2 separate regions of the Homo sapiens genome follow, and region 2 is linked to region 1. Evidence: chromatin loops called from intact Hi-C (ENCODE). Cell type or tissue: natural killer cell. All regions are shown on one strand. Each heading gives the region's core, and the rest is flanking DNA. Links, peaks and the distances in the headings are about the cores only.

Region 1 (10,679 bases), core at 999-8,998:
TTCTTGGCTTGTGGCCACTTCGTTCCAACTACTTTCCTCATTGTATGGTCGTCTTCTCTTCTCTAGTCAAATCTCCCTCTCATAAGGACTTTTGTGCCTACCTGTGTCTACCTGGATATTCCAGGATAGTCTCCCCATCTCAAGATCCTAGTCACATCTGCAAGATCTCTTTTACCCTATTCACAGGCTCTGGGGATTAGCACGTGCATATCTTCAGGAGCCATCATTCAGCCTACCACAGATACTACTGCCCCTTTTGGTGAGACAAAAATTCCCTGTTCATTGAGGGACTGAACATCCATCCCTAGAGCCTACTCACCAAATGCCAAATAGGAATCTCCCTCTCACTACCTCAATGATGTTAACAACCCAAATCACTGTCATATATTTTCAAATGCCACCACCCCACGGACATAGTGCCATCCTAATTAACTAGTTAAGTGGTACAGCTGGGAGGTAACTAGGTCATTTGATGCCGATACCCTTTCCATTATGTCCCACTGTATTGTTGTTTGTGGTTTTCTAGTAAAGTGTTGCTATAATAAGATGATTGCAACCATTTGTGCTAAGCACTTTAGCATCATTTAATCCACGTTGACTGAAAGGACACTTGTAAGTCAACTGGTTTGAGTTCTATATCCTCTTCCCTTTCCACAGAACGCCTTCTATGCAAATGATTAGCATGTGTTCCTTCACTTCTTAGGAAAAGGAGTCTAGCTGGCTCACTTATAATCTAAATGTTTCATCTATATAAAATTACTACTGTGTGAATTTCTGTTTTCTAAGATCCTAGAAAAAGTATTGGCAAGGGCTACTTCCACCCTTCCATTCTCCAGAAACCTATTTTTTATACCTTGTCTCCATCTGAGTACAAATGTTCTTGATTCAAAAATATCTAGTGCAGGGACTGAAGGTGTGAATTCTAGTCAGCTTGATATGCAAGGAAATAAATTAGTACTTCACAAAGTGTCAATGTGTCTGCAGAGATTATTCTGATGAATATCGATTTAAAGGTTCTCTAAACAAAATGCTCCTGCTACTGATGATGATAATGATGATCACTGGACAAACATGGGCAACAAAATTTTAGAGCTTCCCGAAACTGGCAGAAATTATGAAGAAAATTCCCAATATAGGCTATTTCCAGCTTATCAAATTAAGGAATAATTCGTGTTGCTTGATATTTTTATTCTAATTTGCTCTGAGATCATTTAGATTCACATAAAGCCACAAATCACTTAGAAACAAAACTGCAGGTATAAATTAAGATAACCATAGCTAAATATCTGAAGAAAATTAGCCAAAGATGGAAATAAATGAGGTTTACCTAGTAAGAGAAATGTGGCTGGGTGTGGTGGCTCATGCTTGTAATCCCAGCATTTGGGGAGGCTGAGGCAGGAGGATTGCTCAAGCCCAGGAGTTCAAGACCAGCCTGGGCAACATGCCTGTAATCCCAGCACTTTGGGAGGCCGAGGCAGGAGGATTGCTTGAGCCCAGGAGTTCAAGACCAGCCTGGGCAACATGGTGAGACTCCATCTCTATAAAAATAGAAAATATTAGTGGGGTGTTGTGGGCACAGTCCTGTAGTCCCAGCTACTTGGGAGGCTGAGGTGGGGAGGATCACTTGAGCCCAGGAGTTTGAGGCTGCAGTGGGCCGACATCACACCACCGCTACTCCAGCCTGGGTGACAGAGTCAGACCCTGTCTTAAAAAAAAAAAAAAAAAAACGGGCTGTCATTAGATAGCTTATTACATTGGTAAAACTTTTGCCTTTTGAGATATTCAGAGACAAGCAGGGATAATGTGACATTCTGTACCTGTGCAGCTTTTACCACATGTAGATGATGTAAATCTTTCTCTTCTATAGACTATTATGTGGCTGTTTACTTACCTGGTCATTTCTTCCACCTACTTAATGTTCAACATCCAGACCTGATCTGCCACAATCTCTTTCTGACAGGTACGGCTATAGTTTTTCTCTTGTAGAGGTGGCCCATTTGAGTTTGTTTTGACTTTAATATCTATGTTTGGGTGAAAGGAGTTTCTTCTATTTGCTGATCTACTGTTTTTTTTTTTTTTGCCAGGAAATAATGAAATGATTGATATGCTACCTCATTGCCCTTTACAGTCATTGTCAGGGTCCCTGGTATTGGATTGTTGTTCTGGAAAGCTCTATAGAGCACTGCTCAGCCAGTCGTCTTTATTACAGCTTCTGCAGAACACTTGCTTAGACTGTGAGAAGATGGCTGCGTTGCACTGCGCGCTCTACTGCGGTCAAGGTGCGCAGTTCCTGGAAGCCCAGGTGAGAAGATAGCTCATGTTTTAAAATGGGCAGATAGACGACACTGAACATATTTATTTTGTGGTTGAAAATGGTCAGGAGTTATTTTTATTTAGTAACAATTAATTGAGGTGTGTGGCCTTGCTGCTGACATCGTCATCTTTTGCGCTGCTTTTTTATGGATCCCTACCAGGTCTCACACTCAGGGTGTTTCTGTTCTTTTGGGTACCCCCTTTTCCATATTGGGAATAAAAGTTTAGCTATGTCAGTAATATTTCAATGAAGAGCTCAGTAAATAATGCGTTTCTTAAATATCTACTTTTTCTCCTGGTCTGTATTTGATCTATAATTATCAAAAGGACTAAAATCTGGTGGCAGATATTTATTACATTTGTAATAAAAATAGCTTACATTTGTATTTCACATTAGAGTTTATTAAGTACTTCCACGTGCATTCTGTGTTATTTTACAGCTATCCTGTGAAGTCAGAAAAATCTCTTTATCAGATGTGGTTAAGATCAAAGAGTGGCTGGTTAACTACAAAAAAAAAAAAAAAGACATTAGACGTTTTATTTTAACCTGAAACATAACAATGTACATTATTCACCCATGTTTTGACTCAAGCCTTTCTTTGTGCATCTGCTAATTGAAGTTCAACATCATTTTTCATGCATAAAAGCACTAGTAATGAGTTACCTCTAACTTCCTGTTACTTTTTAAAAATTTTTATTTCTAAGGATATAGTAATTTAAAGACCCTTACAAAGCAAGCTGTGTATACCAGGCATTTTTTACCCAATCTTTTTTAGTTGTTTCCCCTAAACCTAATTTTCTAGTGTTTTAGAGACATGCCTTTGACTCTTTACAAAGCATTCAACTTTTACTGACCCAATGACACTCTCTGCATCCACATTTTACTTGTCGATAGTAATATCGTATTACCTAATTTTGAAAATAAGTACAATAACATAAATCGGTTTTGAATTAAACAGCTTACTGGTAGGAGCAGAAGTGCAAGTGTGCACCATGGTTAGGCGTGCCTTATAATATCTGTCAGTGCTGAGATGGAAAACATTCCTCTAGCAGGTGAGGATGATTATGGAGATGAGCGAGTTGATGGTATAGCAGGGATTATCCCTCCCTCAGGAGGCAGTACAGTGATGCTCACAAAGGTTAACTGGTGTGTCCGTATTCACACCCAGGACCCAGCTGGAATTCACACCCAGCTCTGCTGCCCTCAAGCCTAGTGGTTTTGTTTTTCTTTTTTTCCTGTATCCCACGGCTCTTTCCACTGGTGCTTTGCTATAACATGACCTATTCTTGCACAAACGTTAGGTTGAGGAACGTTTATTTGGTTTCCAGCCAAGGAGATTTATTAAAAAGATGTATAAAAAGGATCTCACTTATAAAATACCGTTTTACCTACCCAGAATTGCATTATGTATCTTGAAGATAGTATAGAAGTGAGTATATTCTTAGGCAATTCTAAAATAGGTATAGAATGCAAAAGATTCATGTATATTTGTACTTCTTTGGTAGTGGAGGCAGAGAGCAGATTTAAATACCAACAGAGTTCTGTCTGACTTTTTAAAGATTATTCAGTGGATTTCTGAGAATGTCTCTGCCTGCCATTCATTTGACCTCATTCAGGAATTTATAATTGGTAAGTGTTGCTGATGTTGCAGCTTAAGTTGAATACTTGACCTTTTTGCTTGAGGGAAAGCAGTAAATTGATAGTGAATGCCTCAACCTGTCCAAATGCTACTTTGGAGCACATTAAAAAAAAAAAACAAAACTCTATCGGAGTCAGCAGCTAATTAAATTTCATTCTCTTGTGGTTTTCTAAGAAACTATGGCTGTACAGAGATTGATGAGATACAAGATAGGATCTTGATTCTATAACCTTATTAGTGATTTTTTTTTCCAGTAAGATGTAACTTTCTTAGCCCAGTTTTGTGTTGGCTGGTTTCGTATGAAATGATATAATGTCATTTGGGTAGATATGGTACTAAGTTATTCTTCTCATTGTAAAAAGCAGAACCTGAACATTTTAGTCAGTAGATAAAATCATGATGGTTACCGTTTTGAGGATGAGGGATAAGACAATGAAAACTTTGTTGGTTTGCGTGTTTTGGTTGCATTACAATGCTGTCATCATCTTATTAAACCACATCTTTTTTCCCCCTGTTTCAAAAAAAATCTACTCAGCTTCTTCATACTGGAGTGTATATTCAGAGACAAGTAACATGGACAAACTATTGCCACATTCCTCAGTGCTCACTTGGAATACAGTAAGTTAACACTGTGTATGCTGTATGCAAATAAAATCAATTCACAGTTGTGGGTCAGTTGTTGGACACCTCTCTTATAGCCATCAAGGTCGTGATTTCACTACTGTTTTGACTGATAAAGAACTCAGTTGAATTTTTTTTGGCAGAAAAGTAATAGCAAATCCCTGCTATTGGCCAAAAGTATTTGTATAAAAACAGTAAAACCAAAGGAGCAGGTACACAGGGTATTTATTATTCTTCCTATTACCAGGCAGAACTAAACCTCTATCATGGTATTTTTATTTTCTAAGTGACTAGAGTGGATTAAAATATGTACTGAGTTTTTATAAGTGAGGAATGGGTGGATTGCTGCTATCATACTTGGTAGATAAGGACCTTCACGACCCCTTTTTCCAGCCCCATTAAAAAGTCTGTAATAACTCTAGAGCTTCAGGATCAGTAAAAGTCAGCAATCTTAGGCACATTCACCCCAAATGACTTTTTCTCCCTGTCGGTTCTGACTCCCTCCTTTTAAATTAGGATGTGCTGAGCTAAAACACTGCTCATTTTCTCTTGAATATGGTACAGTAGACAGAGCTTTGCTGGCCCAGCAAGTGAAAACCGTACATAGGCTGTGCCTGAAAAAGTTCTGCCTCATGTTTCTTATTTAGATATTAGAACTACATGCTTGCTTTTGAGGCAGAAGTTTATATCAAAAAGGTACTTAGAAAAATAAATTGAATTTAAATAACACAGTCATAGGAAAATATGTACTAGAGTAAATGGTGACACTTTATGTTTAGACCCTGTCTAAATATAGTCCTTAAAAAAGATGTATCAAGTGTGTTTGATTAATTTCTAAATTTTTGGTATGCACAGTGGCAGTGCTTTCCTAAAGGCCTTTTCTTTGTCTTTTACTGTCGTGGTTATTAGACTTTTATGCCCCACCTTAGAATTTAAGGGAAAGAAAGGCCTGAACTTGTTCCCTCTCTAGGCACCCACGTTTTTCTTTTGGAACACATGTGAATAGACATGCAGACCCTGTGGTCACATGGCAGGAAGTCTGCAGGTTACACCACCCCAGAGTCAGGAAATGCACATCTCCGCTCCCTCCCTTACCAACCCCCTGCTGTTATGTCCTGTGTTCAAAGTGTCCAGGAGGCAGCTGGGACCACTGGTTCCCAGGGTTGTGTTAAAAGACTGAGCCACATGTTAATTGGATGTGGTGTGAGAATATCACCCTGAGGGTAACGCTTCCCTTTTGCACTTCTCAAGATTGTGCAGGGTGGAGCAGCTATTGTGGACACGCACAGGGTGACATCAGGAAGTCCAAGAAGAGCGATATAAAGAAACCTGTGGTTATAACCTCCCTGTACTGAACTAATCTTGGGGTTTGCCATGTTGCTTTAAACTTCTTGTGGTTGGACTAGGTTACCTTAAAGGTCTCTTCTAATCTTGAAAATCTATCAGTCTATGCTTATCATTAGCTGTGATGCAAATCATTTATTTTTCTCTTATCTGCAAATGTTCTTAATGCTACAACCTTAATAAAAAGTTTCCACAGGCGAAAACATGGATTTCACATTTTTGTAGGAGACAACTGACTTGGATTTTTTAAGATAATAGAAAATGTGATGCCCTTACACATAGATAATCCTGAATTATGTTTTGCAAACAACTATACCTCTTTTAAAATGCTATTTATAACCAAAACTGTAATGAAATTTTAATTTTTTTTGAGGTATCCTCTGTAGTGATAAATGAAGCACACAATAGATTCTTATCACGGCTTTCAACTGTCACATTGAAGAACTTAGTTGTTTGCATGTTCTGAAAACTTATTTCTCTGTCCCCATGATACCCTTTTTTACAGGAATATTCTATATCAGTAAAATCTCGGTCATTTAAATTATAGACAAATATCAATTTTTATTTCTACATTACATCTCCTAAAATATTTTCTTATATACTTATCTACTTTTTTTTAAGGAAATGAAAGCTGATTTGACCAGATGAGAGGCTAATTACATAATTAACATACAGATACACTTTTCAAAATAATAGTGAATAAAAGGCAATCTTGAAAGTTTATCCTTTTATTAAATTTCTGTTTTAACACTCACTAGTTAGCAGAATGCTATCATTTGCCCTTCTTGAAATGAATTGTTCACCTTTCAGATTTGCCATGATGATAGCACTGCAGAAACTCTTTTTTTTCTTTGGAGACGGAGTCTTGCTCTGTCGTCCAGTCTGGAGTGCAATGGTGCAGTCTCAGCTCACTGCAACCTCCATCTCCCAGGTTCAAGTGATTGTCCTGCCTCAGCCTCCTGAGTAGCTGGAAATACAGGCGCCTGCCACCATGGCTGGCTAATTTTTTTTTTTTTTTTTTTTTAGTAGAGCGGGGTTTCACCATGTTGGCCAGGTCGGTCTCAAACTCTTGATCTAAAGTGATCTGCCAGCCTTGGCCTCCCAAAGTTCTGGGATTACAGGCGCGAGCCACTGCACCTGGCTGCTGCAGAAACTTTTTTTTTTTTTTTAATTATTATACTTTAAGTTTTAGGGTACATGTGCACAATGTGCAGGTTAGTTACATATGTATACATGTGCCATGCTGGTGTGCTGCACCCATTAACTCGTCATTTAGCATTAGGTATATCTCCTAATGCTATCCCTCCCCCCTCCCCCCACCCCACAACAGTCCCCAGAGTGTGATGTTCCCCTTCCTGTGTCCGTGTGTTCTCATTGTTCAGTTCCCATCTATGAGTGAGAACATGCAGTGTTTGGTTTTTTGTCCTTGCGATAGTTTACTGAGAATGATGATTTCCAATTTCATCCATGTCCCTACAAAGGACATGAACTCATCATTTTTTATGGCTGCATAGTATTCCATGGTGTTGTATATGTGCCACATTTTCTTAATCCAGTCTATCATTGTTGGACATTTGGGTTGGTTCCAAGTCTTTGCTATTGTGAATAATGCCGCAATAAACATACGTGTGCATGTGTCTTTATAGCAGCATGATTTATAGTCCTTTGGGTATGGGGGGCTCCTACCTCTGAAATTACAGAGGACAATGAGGTACAGAAAAATTACCCAGTCAAGTCATGCAAGAATCCTGTTAGTCTTGATTCCTTCTAGTGAGGTAGGGGCCAACTATAATACATTTAAGTGAAAGAAGAGAGAGGAAGGAGTATTGATAATGAAACATTTCCCCTTTATCGTTACATTTGGTGCAAACATAATTTGCCTCATTCGTTCTTTAATAGAAATGTATAAAAATACCCTATTTGCTCTCTATTTCTTTGTAATAGTCTTTTCCTTTACTTTAGAGACCCTGTCACCTATTATAATTGTGACTTTAAAGAATGTGTCCTTTCCTGAGGCAAGAGATAGGCTATATTCACTGTTATTTATGCCCTCCAAGGTTTATTTAAAGTAGAGGTTAGAAGCTGGAAGCTGCCCTCAGCTTCTGTCTGTGCAGAAAACACTCCCTGAAAGCTTGAGCTAGTGGTAGTTCATACACTGAGCAGCTGTGTGTGTGTGTTTTTCCCCACTATAGGAAATTCCTGGAATAACTCTTGTGACAGAAGACATTGCATTGCCTCTTATGAAGGTAGGTCCCTTACAGCAAGAAACAAAAGTACAGATACATGACTAAAGCTCTGCTGCCTGAGTATTATGGTGGTTCCAAAAGGGATTGCAAATTGGCAGGGGAGGGGAGGGCAAGGCAGTAGGGTGGGTTTTCTGGAGAATCCTTCCTACATGGGTGAGTGATCACTGAGTATGGTATTATGGCAATTCTCAGGAATGCTCTTTGAAGGAAGTTTCCTGAAGATAGGAGAGAATTACGGTGCTCAACTTAAACCTTCCAGAACCAGCACTTGCCACTGTACCTCAGAACAGGCTGTACTGGGGGAGGTCTTGTAGATGATCTTTAGAGAGGCTGGTAGCTGCTTTTACTTTATTTGCACTATTACTCCCTCAAAATGAGCTTGCGCACGTGCACGTGCACACACACACACACACAGAATTTCCAGTCTTAAAACCATTAAGTAATGTGGGCTAGGATTATCTAATTTCCTTCTGGTTGTAAAAACAGCTTTTTTGTTTCTCAGGAGTGATCTGTATTGGCCCACTATGTGGTCTTCATCAACCTCTGAACATTAAGCTGTAGCTGTTAGTGTCTTTCTGCAACCTGGTGGCTTCACAATAGTTTTGGAGTACCATAGGAGAATGGGGTGGAGTGAGTAGAAAAGGATATGTATGTAGTTAAAACTAGGGGGAGTGTTTTAGCACAGTTTCCTTGAAGCTCCTTTGTTGTTTTTGGCATTTAGCATTGCCTCCTGTTAATCATAGCTTGAGGTAGACTGGGAAATCTCAACTTCTGGCAGCAGGGAGCTCAGGGTGCTGACGCCTTTTATTTCCATTTGATTCTTTTGTATCTGTGAAGGGCAGGCCGGGCCTGGACAGCTGGGGGAAGGCTGTGGCATTTTAGGTCACAGTGATTCACTGGGGGCAAGAGAGGGTAGATCGGGGGCCAGGTTAGTGGTTCTAGGTTTTGGTCCTAAGAAGAATCCCTTAAAAATAGACTGATGATCTGTGTTTCCAGGCAAAAGCATGGGACTACTGTGAAGTCCTACTAACATATGAAGATGAAGAGAAAAGAAAGGTTTTATTAATAGTTTAAAAGGTGTTTTAAAAGATTCCACCCATTCATTTTATTTATTGTTTATTGTTTCTGCCTTTTCTACTAGTCTTACCAAATCCATAATGTGTTTTTATTTATTTATTTTTAGAGATGGGGTCTCTCTTTGTTGCCCAGGCTGGAGTGCAGTGGCATGATCATAGCTCACTATAATCTCTAATTCCTGGGCTCAAGCAATCCTCCCGTCTCAGCCTCCTGAGTGGTTGGTACTACAGTCATGAGCCACCATACCCATCCAGTTTCTTATTTTTTCTTATTTTTTTTTTTTTTTGTAGAGATGGGGTCTTGCTATGTTGCCAGGATGATCTCAATCTACTGGCCTCAAGTCATCCTCCTGCCTTAGCCTCTTAGAGTGCTAGGATTATAGGTGTGAACCACCATGATGGACCATAATTTTTTAATGGACAACAAACCAGTGAAGAAAAATTTTGAAAGAAATATCATCCATAATTCTACAGTTCCTAATGTACCAACTGTCTCTTCTCCCCCATTTCCTCTTGGCCTTTGTTATAGGTATGCATATTTTACCCAGTAGTAATTGTGATCTACAGATATTAGATAAATTTTAGAAATTATGTTATTGTAAACATTTTTTCATGTTGCTATGTAAACTTATAATTTCTAATGACTCCATAGGATTCCACTGGATGGCAGTGTCTTTTTCTTTTTATTATTTTAAATTAGTAAGTGTGTGAGGAAAAACTCTGTCCAAACTGTGTTTTCCCTCTCTCTCACACTGCAACAATAATCATCAACACAGAAAAACACTTCTGTTACCAAATGTGTGGGAATTCTTCATGTACCAAGCAGCAGACACCAGCTGGGTGTCCTTTAATTCAGTTCTGACACTATCTACCTAGAGACAGTGTCAGATCCCACAGGTTGGGGGACATAGTCCCCAAGACTACCCTCCACACCCCCAGATAACAGGTGCAAGTCCAGACCTCTGGAACTTCTGACCAACTGTCTTTAAGTTGGGGTTCCCACGGTACCTCTTTAGGTTTGATTAATTTGCTGGGGTGGCTCACAGAACTCAGGGAAACATGTTTACTGGCCTATTATAAAGGATATTGCAAAGGAAACAGATGAAGAGACGCATAGAGTGGGGTATGGGGGAAGGGACGTGGAGCTTCCATGCCCTCTTTCGATTCACCACCCTCCAGGAACCTCCACCTGTTCAGCTATGGGGAAACTTCCCCAACCCAGTCTTCTGGGATTTTTATGGAAGCATTCCTTCCCTCCAGGGTATGAGGCAGGACCCTCTTAGGGGAGGGTCTTAAGATCTGCAATCAGAAAGGCAGGGGGGTGGGGCGGGGGGTGGTGGTGGGGAGTGGTGGAGGGGAGAGTCATGCCTTAGGGCAGGTGAAAGGAAGGCAGGAGAGAGAGTTTCCCGAGACTAGTCCTGGTCCCGAAGCCTAAAATA
Region 2 (10,679 bases), core at 1,770-9,769, 210 kb before region 1:
ATTAAAATTCTGGATCTGGTACTTTCTTAGCTGTGTGACAATTAACATATTTAACCTCTCTGTGTCTCATCTATAAAACTGAGATAATAACCTTTACTCAGCAAAAGGTCTAGTACATAAAATGGCTCAATAAATGTTAACTATTATTATTGAACTAATTACTGGAACTCTTTAAATGTTGTTACTTCAGATTTATTTCTTTAAAACCTTTCCTAGATCAAAGATCAGAAAGAGTTGCATATTCCAGGTCAATTTATCTGCCTGAAATTGCAAAGCAGTTTGTCAAATTTGAGTGTGCTTCAGAATCACCTGGAGGGCCACATTGCTGGGCCTCATCCCAGTAGTTTCTGATTCAGTAGGTCTGAGGTGGTAATTGCCTGATAATTTGTCTTTTTAAAAGTTGCTAAGATTCTACTTTAAAAAAAATCCCATGATAATCATTTTTCTGTGTCTTTGTGTATGCTTTTTCTTTGCTTGTTGGTGGTCTCCCCACTTGCACACCTCCAAAGCTTACTTATCTTTTAATTTTAAGCCCTAGCTCCTACAGAGTTTCTGATGCCCTTCCTCCAGACATAATCTTCCCCTCTGAATTGTTTTACCTTTATATGTACTTTTAGAACACTTACATTTCTTACTCTTATGATAAATATATAAAGAGAATACATCTAATTTGCCCTGTTAAACAATAAACTCTGTGGGTACAAAATTACCACCAGATTAAGATCTGATTTGGCCTAGAGCAGGTTTTTTTTTTTTTTTAACACATCAACATTAATGTCTAAATAGTTCCTGAATAGAAGTAGCACCAAAGTTCATTTAAACTCTATGAAACAGAATTATCTACACATATAATTTCATTTTAACTTCCCGACCACTATTCTATTGTCTCTGATGAAGCTATTACTAAGAAAGAAACAAAAAAATTCTGTATTATTGAGAAACATAATATACTAAGAAACCTTATTCATAGACTGTATGAGAATAGCACTAAACATTAATAAAATAATTCATTTATTATATAATTTAATTATTTCATATAATCCTAAAGCAAGAAAGAATTTTTAATCATTTACTGTATTAACTGGGCAAAAATATAGCTAAATGATGTCCGTATTAAGTTATAGGTACCCACCACACCCTTTATCGTGTGACTTTTTAAAAAAAAGCTAAGAAAACAAACAAATCCTTTAAGAAAGCATTTGCAATTAAGTCTACCCTAAAGATCTTTATTGAGACAGGGACTCACTCTGTTGCCCAGGCTGGAATGCAGTGGTGCAATCACAGCTCACTGCAGTCTTAAACTCCTGGGCTCAGGTGATTCTCCCACCTCAGCGTCCCTTAGCGAGTAGCTGGGACTATAGGCACGCACCGCCACGCCTGGCTAATTGTATTTTTTGTAGAGATGGGGTTTCGCCACGTTGTCCAGGCTGGTCTCGAACTCCTGGACTGAAGCCATCTGCCCACCTTAGCCTCCCAAAGTGATGGGATTACAGCCATAAGCCACTGCACCAGCCTACCCCAGAAGTCTTTAAAAAGTCACATAAATGAATTCCAAAAATAACTGCACTCCTTTATTACTGTTCTAAAAAGTCAAGTCTGACCATTTTACTCCCACATTTAAAAACTCTCCTATGTGTCTATCACCTCTAACATAAACTACCAAATCTTTAATTATAAGATATGTTGAATGTTGCCTGTCCAATTTTCTAGCCTCTTTTTATAATGCTCTTATTAGAGTTTGATGCTTTAGTCATATAGAATTACTCACCACCACTATGACTAGCAGTAACCCTCCATTTCTTAAATATCAAAGTTGCACAATTTTTGCTCTTACTGGTGAGTAGGGCTCTGGCTAAAGTGTTATTTCCTTTTTGAAGGCTTTCTTGAACCTTCCCTCCTTTACTGCTCCTCAGCCTTCTGCAATGAGTCCATAACACATTGTTCTATTGCCACTTGTGAAAAGTATTTCTTAAGTATTTCAGTACTTGTCTGTCTCGTCCACTAATCTATAAAACTGAAGGCAGAGATTAGACTATCTTACTGGACTTTATAGACCAATAGCTAATGCAAAGCAAAACTCTCATTACAAATTGAAGAATTATTTACTGAGCCTTCTCAGACAAGTCAGAGAAACATTTTTAATACTTAGAATTTTTGATACAAACAAAATTCGAGTTTAATATTCACTTTGCTTTAAACAATTTCCTAAAACACTAAATTTGTATTCCCCTAATCCTAAATCAATAAATGGATTCTCAAAAGCCTCCAAAATCACATGCAATGTGACTTTAAGATACCCACTTGTGTGTCAAGATTCAAGTTCTTAAAAGAGTGGAACAGTTCATTGTTCATCTAAGCTCCTGAGAATGTTTAAAGTTTGTTAAATCTCTCCAGAGTCAAAGAGCTGTCTATTGGCCTGTCCACTGGATGTGTAATGGGCATCACAAACATGCCCAAATAGCACCACCATTCAACAGCAGTTCAAGCCAAAAACCACCACCATTCAACAGTAGTTCAAGCCAAAAACCTAACACTCATCCTTGATTTGTTCCTTTATCTCGCTCTTCTCCCCATCAGCAAATCTTGTTAGCAAAAATATAGCTAATTGTCTTCATATTCACTGAAGAGACTTTGAAGTGAAAATACATTTAGACAGACAAGCGTTAAATTAATTTGTTGGCTGGATTTTAAATCAGCACAATTAAGAAAACAATAAATTAACACAAAAAGAAACAGCACTAAAATGGAAATTAAGCTAACTGAAATTCCTTTCGGAATAAGATGGGATATATAGAAATTAAGTATCAAAGCTGAAGCTCTCTCATGCTCTGTTATTAGACCACACACCACTGCCTCAAATTCCTCAATGTTATAACACTTAAAACACAGTACGAGTTTCAGCTGGGTGCGGTGGCTCATGCCTCTAATCCCAGCACTTTGGGAGGCCAAGGCTGGTAGATCACGAAGTCAGGAGATCGAGACCATCCTGGCCAACATGGTGAAACCCCATCTCTACTAAAAATACAAAAATTAGCTGGGCATGGTGGCGCATGCCTGTAATCCAAGCTACTCGGAAGGCTGAGGTAGGAGAATCACTTAAACCAGTAAGGCGGAGGTTGCAGTGAGCTGAGATCGTGCCACTGCACTCCAGCCTGGCACAAGGGCGAGATTCCGTCTCAAAAAAAAAAAAAAAAAAAAAAAAAAAAAACACGACAACAAAAAACAACAACAAAACACAGTATGAGTTTCATAAGGCACAACTTTTAGTAAATATGCATATAAGAATATACAAATATTAAAACTATACTTTGTATAGTAAATAAAAATGGAAATTACTTTAAGCTTAAGAGTTATACTGTGGCAAAATATTAAGGCTACCTAACCCATAAAATCATACTCCTTTTACCTAATTGCTCCGGAAAATTTCTGAGGCAATTACTGGAGAATTCATCTGAATTTTAAACGGTAGCAGGTTTGGGACATAGTTCACATTCAATAACCATTGTTAAATAAATAAATTCATCTGGCTTTATATTTGAAAATTTTAACTGTCCTCAGTAAGAAAAACCACACCATCTTAATAGTATTAATTTAACCCTACAAACTGCATGATAACCAAACCAAAATTTCTTAAAACCCCAAATATAAATTAATAGCAGCATACAGTAAAATTAGAGTACCAGCCAAAGTAACACTATACTATCTCAAAGTAACACTGTATTATCACTATTTTATCTCTAACTTTACAAACATACTTACATAAAAATATGTATATGGGCTGGGCACGGTGGCTTGTGCCTGTAATCCCAGCACTTTAGGAGGCCAAGGTGGGCAGATCACTTGAGGTCAGGAGCTCAAGACCAGCCTGGCCAACATGGTGAAACCCAATCTCTACCAAAAAATACAAAAATTAGCCAAGCCTCGTGGTGTGTGCCCGTAGTCCCAGCTACTCAGGAGGCTGAGGTTGCAGTGAGCCGAGATCACACCACTGCACTCCAGCCTGGGCGACAGAGCTCCATCTCAAAAAAAAAGAAAAAATGCACATCACTAACGATAATGGTTATAAGCAGCTAAAATAACCAAAGGGTCTTTCAACTATACAACTGCAATGTCTACCTTTAGTTGCAAAATATGCAACTCTGCCTATCAAAATTCATCTTCCTATCTTTGCTCACTGTTCACCCACTGCTGCCTAACAGACTAATTCTCTCCCTTTTTTTTCAGAAATGCATGGCTATGCCTCCTCATTTGAAGCCAACTCAGGATTGATAATAAAGAAAGTAACTTTGAAGTAAACAGGGCCAGTCTTATGAGTCTTGGAGTAATAAAATGATTCTGTGCTTTGCTCATGTCAAAATGTATGCTTCACTTATTCCCCTAATTGTCTGCCAAGAAACTCCCTGCTTTTTACTAGCCCAATACAGAAATCATCTTCATGAAATTTTTCCTGATAGTAGTACTGGCATACAGGCCCATCATCCACTTCCTCATCTCTATCTACTTTATATACACCTCTTATCTAGAACATATCCCAGTGTACAGTAATTATTTAGATATGCACATATGCCATCCCTGATAGAACACGAATTCCCTGATTTAGACCGTATCTTCTATTAGTAATAGCTACTATCAGCATAATCCCATAACAAATAGTAGGGAGTAAATAAACTGTTAGGTCTTCTATGTAAATCAGAATTGACCAGTATACTTAAGAATATATTGCTTACACTTCATTTCTACTTCACAATAGGGCAGCTTTAAGTCAGAGAAGCTGGGGTTCAATTCCTAGGTTTCATCAATTACTAGCGAAGGAGATCTCTCCAATATAGCTAGATAATCTTCCCTGAATGCATGTAGTAATAGTCCTTGATTTTGAGAATGTTTTTAAATAAAACCTTGTACTACAGACTTCATGTTTTAAAATAATAAATATGGCAAATCATAAACTAAATGAAAAAATGTAATAAAAAAACAAGGCTGTTCTTTTTTTTTTTTTGCATAGCCTAGACAATAAGCAAATGATTTTTTTCTTCTCTCCTGTCCCTTCGTGAGAAAATACAAACTTATAATGCAAGTTTACCCTTTCCCTATCCTGAAAGTATATTTTTATGGAAATAAAAGTAGAATACCACTTGAACTAGGAGGACAATAAAATTTTGTCATATACATTAATTTTATTGAAATGAAGATATCTAATACAATAAATGGAAAGTGTTCCAGGTTTGATTATTTTTGTTTCAACTCACAAGGCCCTCACTTTCTTTTACCCATTTCCTCATCATCCATTATCTAATGTCCCTGTATATATTTAACTTAGCAATCGCTGGTTCCACTGATGTTCCGCCAATCCCAATTTCAAATACTTTGTCCCTATAGTAAATCACCCTAAAATTCCAAAATCTAGATATTAAAACTATGGCTCCCGACTATGTCTTCCTTCATCTGGTTATGCATCCTGATTCTGATTTAAGAAAACACAATCATTATAGTCCCACTTAGTCTTCATAGGGGCACACTCTGCCAAACCCAGACTCCCAAAGTATTACAAAGCAATCCATCACTAATCTCATTATCTCATAGTATATAATAAAAACATACAGCAGGCCGGAAGCAGTGGCTCACTCCTGTAATCCCAGCACTTTGGGGCCGAGGTGGGTGGATCACCTGAGGTTGGGAGTTTGAGACCAGCTTGGCCAAGGTGGTGAAACCCCATCTCTACTAAAAAATACAAAAATTAGCTGGGCGTGGTGGCATGCGCCTGTAATGCCAGCTACTCGGGAGGCTGGGGCAGGAGAATCGCTTGAACCCAGGAGGCAGAGGTTGCAGTGAGCCGAGACTGCACCACTGCACTCCAGCCTGGGCAACAGAGTGAGACTCTGTCTCAAAAAATAAATAAATACACTTTGGTAGGCCGAGGCGGGCAGATCATGAGGTCAGGAGACCGAGACCATCCTGGCTAACACGGTGAAACCCCGTCTCTACTAAAAATACAAAAATTAGTTGGGCGTGGTGATGGGCACTTGTAGTCCCAGCTACTTGGGAGGCTGAGGCAGGAGAATGGCATGAACCCAGGAGGCGGAGCTTGCAGTGAGCCGAGATCGTGCCACTGCATTCCAGCCTGGGCGACAGAGCAAGACTCTGTCTCAAAAATAAATAAATAAATAAATAAAATTAATTAATTAATTAATTAATTAAAAACATACAGTAAAATTGAGAATATTAAGTTCTAGTATTAACATATTAAGCCACAATTACATCAATTCTCTTTACCTCCGATTACAAATATAAAACAAAGACTCCCAAATTAGTAGCAGAGATTCAGAATTCACACTTCTCTCTGCAAAAACAAATATAGCACAGGAAGAGTCACTTGTGTAGTTTAAGAGACCTCAATACTTATTGACCGCTATATGGAAAAAAGTTATTTTTGCAAGGCCGGAGACTGCCACAGTGCTGTGGTCAGCTGACCAAACTTTCTAAAGAGAAACTACACTTCCTGGTGAACCACTAACTCCTACACCCTCTGAAAATTTCATTTTTCCCTTTATTACCCTACTAAAATTACTTTTAGCAAGTCACCAATAATCTCCAACAGGCATCAAAATCTTAATAGCTTCAATTCCTATGAAGTATTTCATATAGATGATTCAACAGACACAATTTTACATCCCTGTATGACTTAGCAATCCACTCGAACCATTGTGATGGCTACTATCAAAAAACCAAAATAGGCTGGGCACAGTGGCTCATAACTATAACCCAAGCACTTTGGGAGGCCAAGGCAGGAGGATCGCTTGTGCCACTTGAGGAGTTCAAGACCAGTCTGGGCAACACAGCAAAACCTCAACTCTATAAAAAACAAAAAACAAAAAACAAAACAAAACAAGCCAGAATAACAGGTATTGGCAAGGATATGGAGAAACTGGAACCCTTGTGCTCTGTTGTGAAATGTAAAATGATACAGTTACTATAGGAAACAGTACGGTGGTTCCTCAAAAAGTAAAAGTAGAATTATCATATCATTCAGCAATTCCATTTTTGGGTATATACCCCAAAGAACGGAAAGCAGGGTCTCGAACAGATATTTGTACAACCATGTTCACAGCAGGAGCATTCACAATAGCCAAAAGGTGGAAGCAACCTAAGTGTCATGCTATGGGCAAATAGATAAACAAAATGTAGTATATACATACAATGCAGTATTTTTCAACCCTTTAAAAAGGAAGATTTTGACACATACTACAACATGGATGAACCCTGAGGACATTATGCTAACTGAAATACACCAGTCACAAAAAGACAATATTTTATAATCCTAATTATATGAGGCACCTAGAATTGTCAAATCCATACAGACAGAAAGTGTAATAGAATGGTGCTACAGGTTGGAGGAAGGAGGAGAATGAGTTTGGAATAAAGAGGGTGGTTTAATGGGAACAGAGTTTTAGCTTTCTAAGATGAGAAGAGTTCTAGAGATTGGTTATACAACAATGTGAATGTACTTAACGCTATTGAACTGTACATTTAAAAATGGCTTAGATGATAGGTTTTCATGTTACATGTATTTTACCACAATTAAAAAAAATTTTTTAAGGGAAAGAAACCCTTAGTAGTTGTTTGTACAGAATTAAATGTCCTATCCAGTATCAAAAAGAACAGCTAGTTGCAGGCAAGCGCCATTAAAGTGTCTCAGATTACCAGGTCACATAATATTCATACAACATTAGAAAGTTCTGACCTATTCATGAATTAACTGTTATGATATTCCCAAAAAATATTTTTAAGTTTGCTGACATACTGGATTCAGAGATTTATAATAAAAAGAACTTCCTCTTCAAACTCAATTATCACTTTTATGACGACGACTGGCTTCACATTAACTCCACCTAACCTATCCTATGCCCAGGGACTGTTTTAGGTGCTAGTGATAAGAGATGAACAGGACAAAATCCCTGCTCTAATGAGGCATATATTCCAAAAACATGTCCTAGTCATATAGTACTTGTCATTCTTGCCTTTAATATCCATCATGTTTACACATTTTATCCCATCACTACCAATGCCGCCATCACCCAAGATTATAATTCACTGCCTCACAGATAATAACCTATTTCTTTTTCTTCCCCCACAGAGCCTAGTGTCTTCCAAATACACATTCAACAAAGCAGGGCAAGTCTGCTAGACGTAATAGACATTGATAACCCATTCGGAACATCACATAGTCAGTGAATTGGCACCCTATTTTCACATTTAGTTCAGTAAGTTTATGTAATATGATTTATAAAACTAGAGAGCAAAACTTAAAATGCTATTTGAAATTTAACATCTGTGGTTTAGCATCCTATTGACATATGAAGGTAATAAAAACTGGAAGTGTAATTTAAAATAATTTACCTAAAGTAGTATCTCCTTGTCCTAAATAACATACCTAAAGACACTCACTTTTTGATTCACTTCTTTATTATATCACCTACAATGTTACCAAGGAAAGCTTTCACTGTTTTACCATCAAGGGAAAATGTGCACAATAAAGGGGTTAGATAATACACACATGTAAAAAACTCAGCATATCAACTGATCCAACATATCACTGAATATAACCATACTCAGAGCTATAATTTATCACAGCTAAAAGATACAAAGTAAAAGCAGCAAAGAAAAAGGCACAAGAGGCAAAGTCCAGAAGAAACTAGGCACAAGCTTTCAAAAATCCTCTTCTAATGAAATTACACACGATCCTCTAATTCCTGCAGAAATAAGTTGTGACAACATGTGTGAAACGTTGTCCACAAGGGAAGCGCATTAGAAATAAAGTGCCCAAGGCTTTTATTGGAGGCTGGTTACACAGGCACTCTGCCTAAGAATATACCAAAATTCCAGACTCCCAGAAAAAAAGTAGATGTTCAACATAAACCATATTATTTTTTATTTTTGTTTTTCAGAGAGAGAGTCTTGTTCTGCTACCCATGCTGGAGTGCAGTGGCATGATTAAGGCTCACTGCAACTTTGAACTACTGGACTCAAGTTATCTGCCTGCCTCAGCTTCCCAAAGTAGCTAAGACTACACAGGTGCACACCATGACATCTGGCTAATTTTTAAAAATGTTTTGTAGAGATGAGGTCTTACTATGTGGCCCAAGCTGGCCTCAAGGAATCCTCCTGCCTCGGCCTCCCAAAGCACTGAGATTACACAATTGAGCCACTGGGCCCAGCTCATAAACCACATTGTTTGTACAGTTTGGGCACAGTGAACCACTCTTATCAGGGGATAATGGAAATTCTCCCAAAAGTCTAAGTTCCCAGACACCAGCCAAGGGATAACATTGTAAGCAGGCCTTTCTAAGGATAGTAGTCTTAGGCCTGCTATGTTACTCTTTTCTGCATACAGGTATAAAATGAAAAAGCCAAACTCTCTCCCCTCCACATCTGTTTCCTTTTAGGTAACCAGTTATGCAAAGTCTCCTTACTAATAGCTATTTTAGGTTGTTTCACAAAAATTGTTGCATACTTGGACATACTATTTTATGCACATATGCAAGTATTTTTACGGAAAGATCCCTAAAGTTGACATGCTGGATCAAAGAGTATGTACATTTATCAATTCTATTAGAAGTGGCCAAACTGCCTTCCAAAACAGGCTTCACCAGTTTACCCTCCCCTTAATGGACCTAGAAACACTAGTTTTCTATATCCTTACCATTTTCTTTTTCTTTCTTTTTTCTTTTTCTTTTTTTTTTTTTTTTTGAGATGGAGTCTTGCTCTATTGCCCAGGCTGGAGTGCAGTGGCGTGATCTTGGCTGACTGCAACCTCCACCTCATGGGTTCAAGCGATTCTCCTGCCTCAGCCTCCCGAATAGCTGGGATTACACGCGCCCACCACCAGGCCCAGCTAATTTTTCTATTTTTAGTAGAGATGGGGTTTCGCCATGTTGGCCAGGCTGGTCTCGAACTTCTGAGCTCACGTGATCTGCCCGCCTCAGCCTCCCAAAGTGCTAGAATTACAGGTGTGAGCCACCACGCCCGGCCGCTATTCTCAATTTCTGAATTATTACGAATTTTTGAGTTTTTATCAAATTTGGTAGCTACTCCCCCAACAGTTAATGATGATTAACTTCAATTTTTCTGATTATTGGAGAGGTTGATTATTTTTTTCCTGTGTTCAGCACTTATTTGCATTTGTCTTCTGGTAATTATCATACCATACGCCCATGTTTCTACTGAAATGTTCTTTTAATTGATATATAGAAGCTCATCTTAAAAATCCTTTCTATAAAGCCTTGTATGACCCTTCTAACAGTATGTGACTTTTTCCTTTTAAGAGTCCTAATTGCACAGTGTGAATGTATCTAATGCCACAGAACTGTACACTTAAATGATAAATGTTTTGTATTAATACATTTTATCACAATAAAAAAATGCAAAAAAAAATCTGTCACTCAATCTTAAGAGCAAGTAAAAAGCTAAACAAACTGAAAAATCAACAACTTTTCTTAGATCTGTAAGAGAAGTTAAGTCACAGGTCAAACAGCTGCCCCCAAACTGGAGAGACAGAAGGTGAATACGGAGAATCACGAGTAATCAGAGCAGAAACACTCACACAGCAAACTTCCATAAGAAACCTGAACTGTAATTGATGAACTGCTAGAGGCTCAGTGTGAACAACTATGAGGGTTAAAATC

The links. A loop is a pair of places that touch in the nucleus more often than their neighbours do. Peaks named below come from ENCODE experiments on the same cell type or tissue, not always from the same donor. Only the 100,000 strongest peaks of a DNase experiment are listed, where the experiment ranks them.
Region 2: it touches region 1 in a loop (5-fold over the local background); 2 of 110 quality-filtered maps call a loop at or near these places.

The regions. Positions count from the first base shown.
Region 1 is chr7:77,346,836-77,357,514 of GRCh38, reverse strand. GSAP (gamma-secretase activating protein) reads left to right here. Exons shown (of 31, transcript NM_017439.4): 15 at 1,868-1,960; 16 at 2,085-2,302; 17 at 3,874-3,943; 18 at 4,489-4,571; 19 at 8,111-8,164. Among named protein-coding and RNA genes, the nearest start is that of GSAP, 64 kb to the left of the region's middle. RefSeq lists an enhancer at 8,908-9,482. In natural killer cell, for the core only: no CTCF peak of the experiment used is centred there; DNase peaks (open chromatin) are centred at 2,804, 4,414, 5,184 and 5,764; H3K27ac peaks cover 6,705 bases.
Region 2 is chr7:77,557,276-77,567,954 of GRCh38, reverse strand. All of the region lies in intron 1 of PTPN12 (protein tyrosine phosphatase non-receptor type 12), which reads right to left. Among named protein-coding and RNA genes, the nearest start is that of PTPN12, 25 kb to the right of the region's middle. In natural killer cell, for the core only: no CTCF peak of the experiment used is centred there; no DNase peak of the experiment used is centred there; H3K27ac peaks cover 5,333 bases.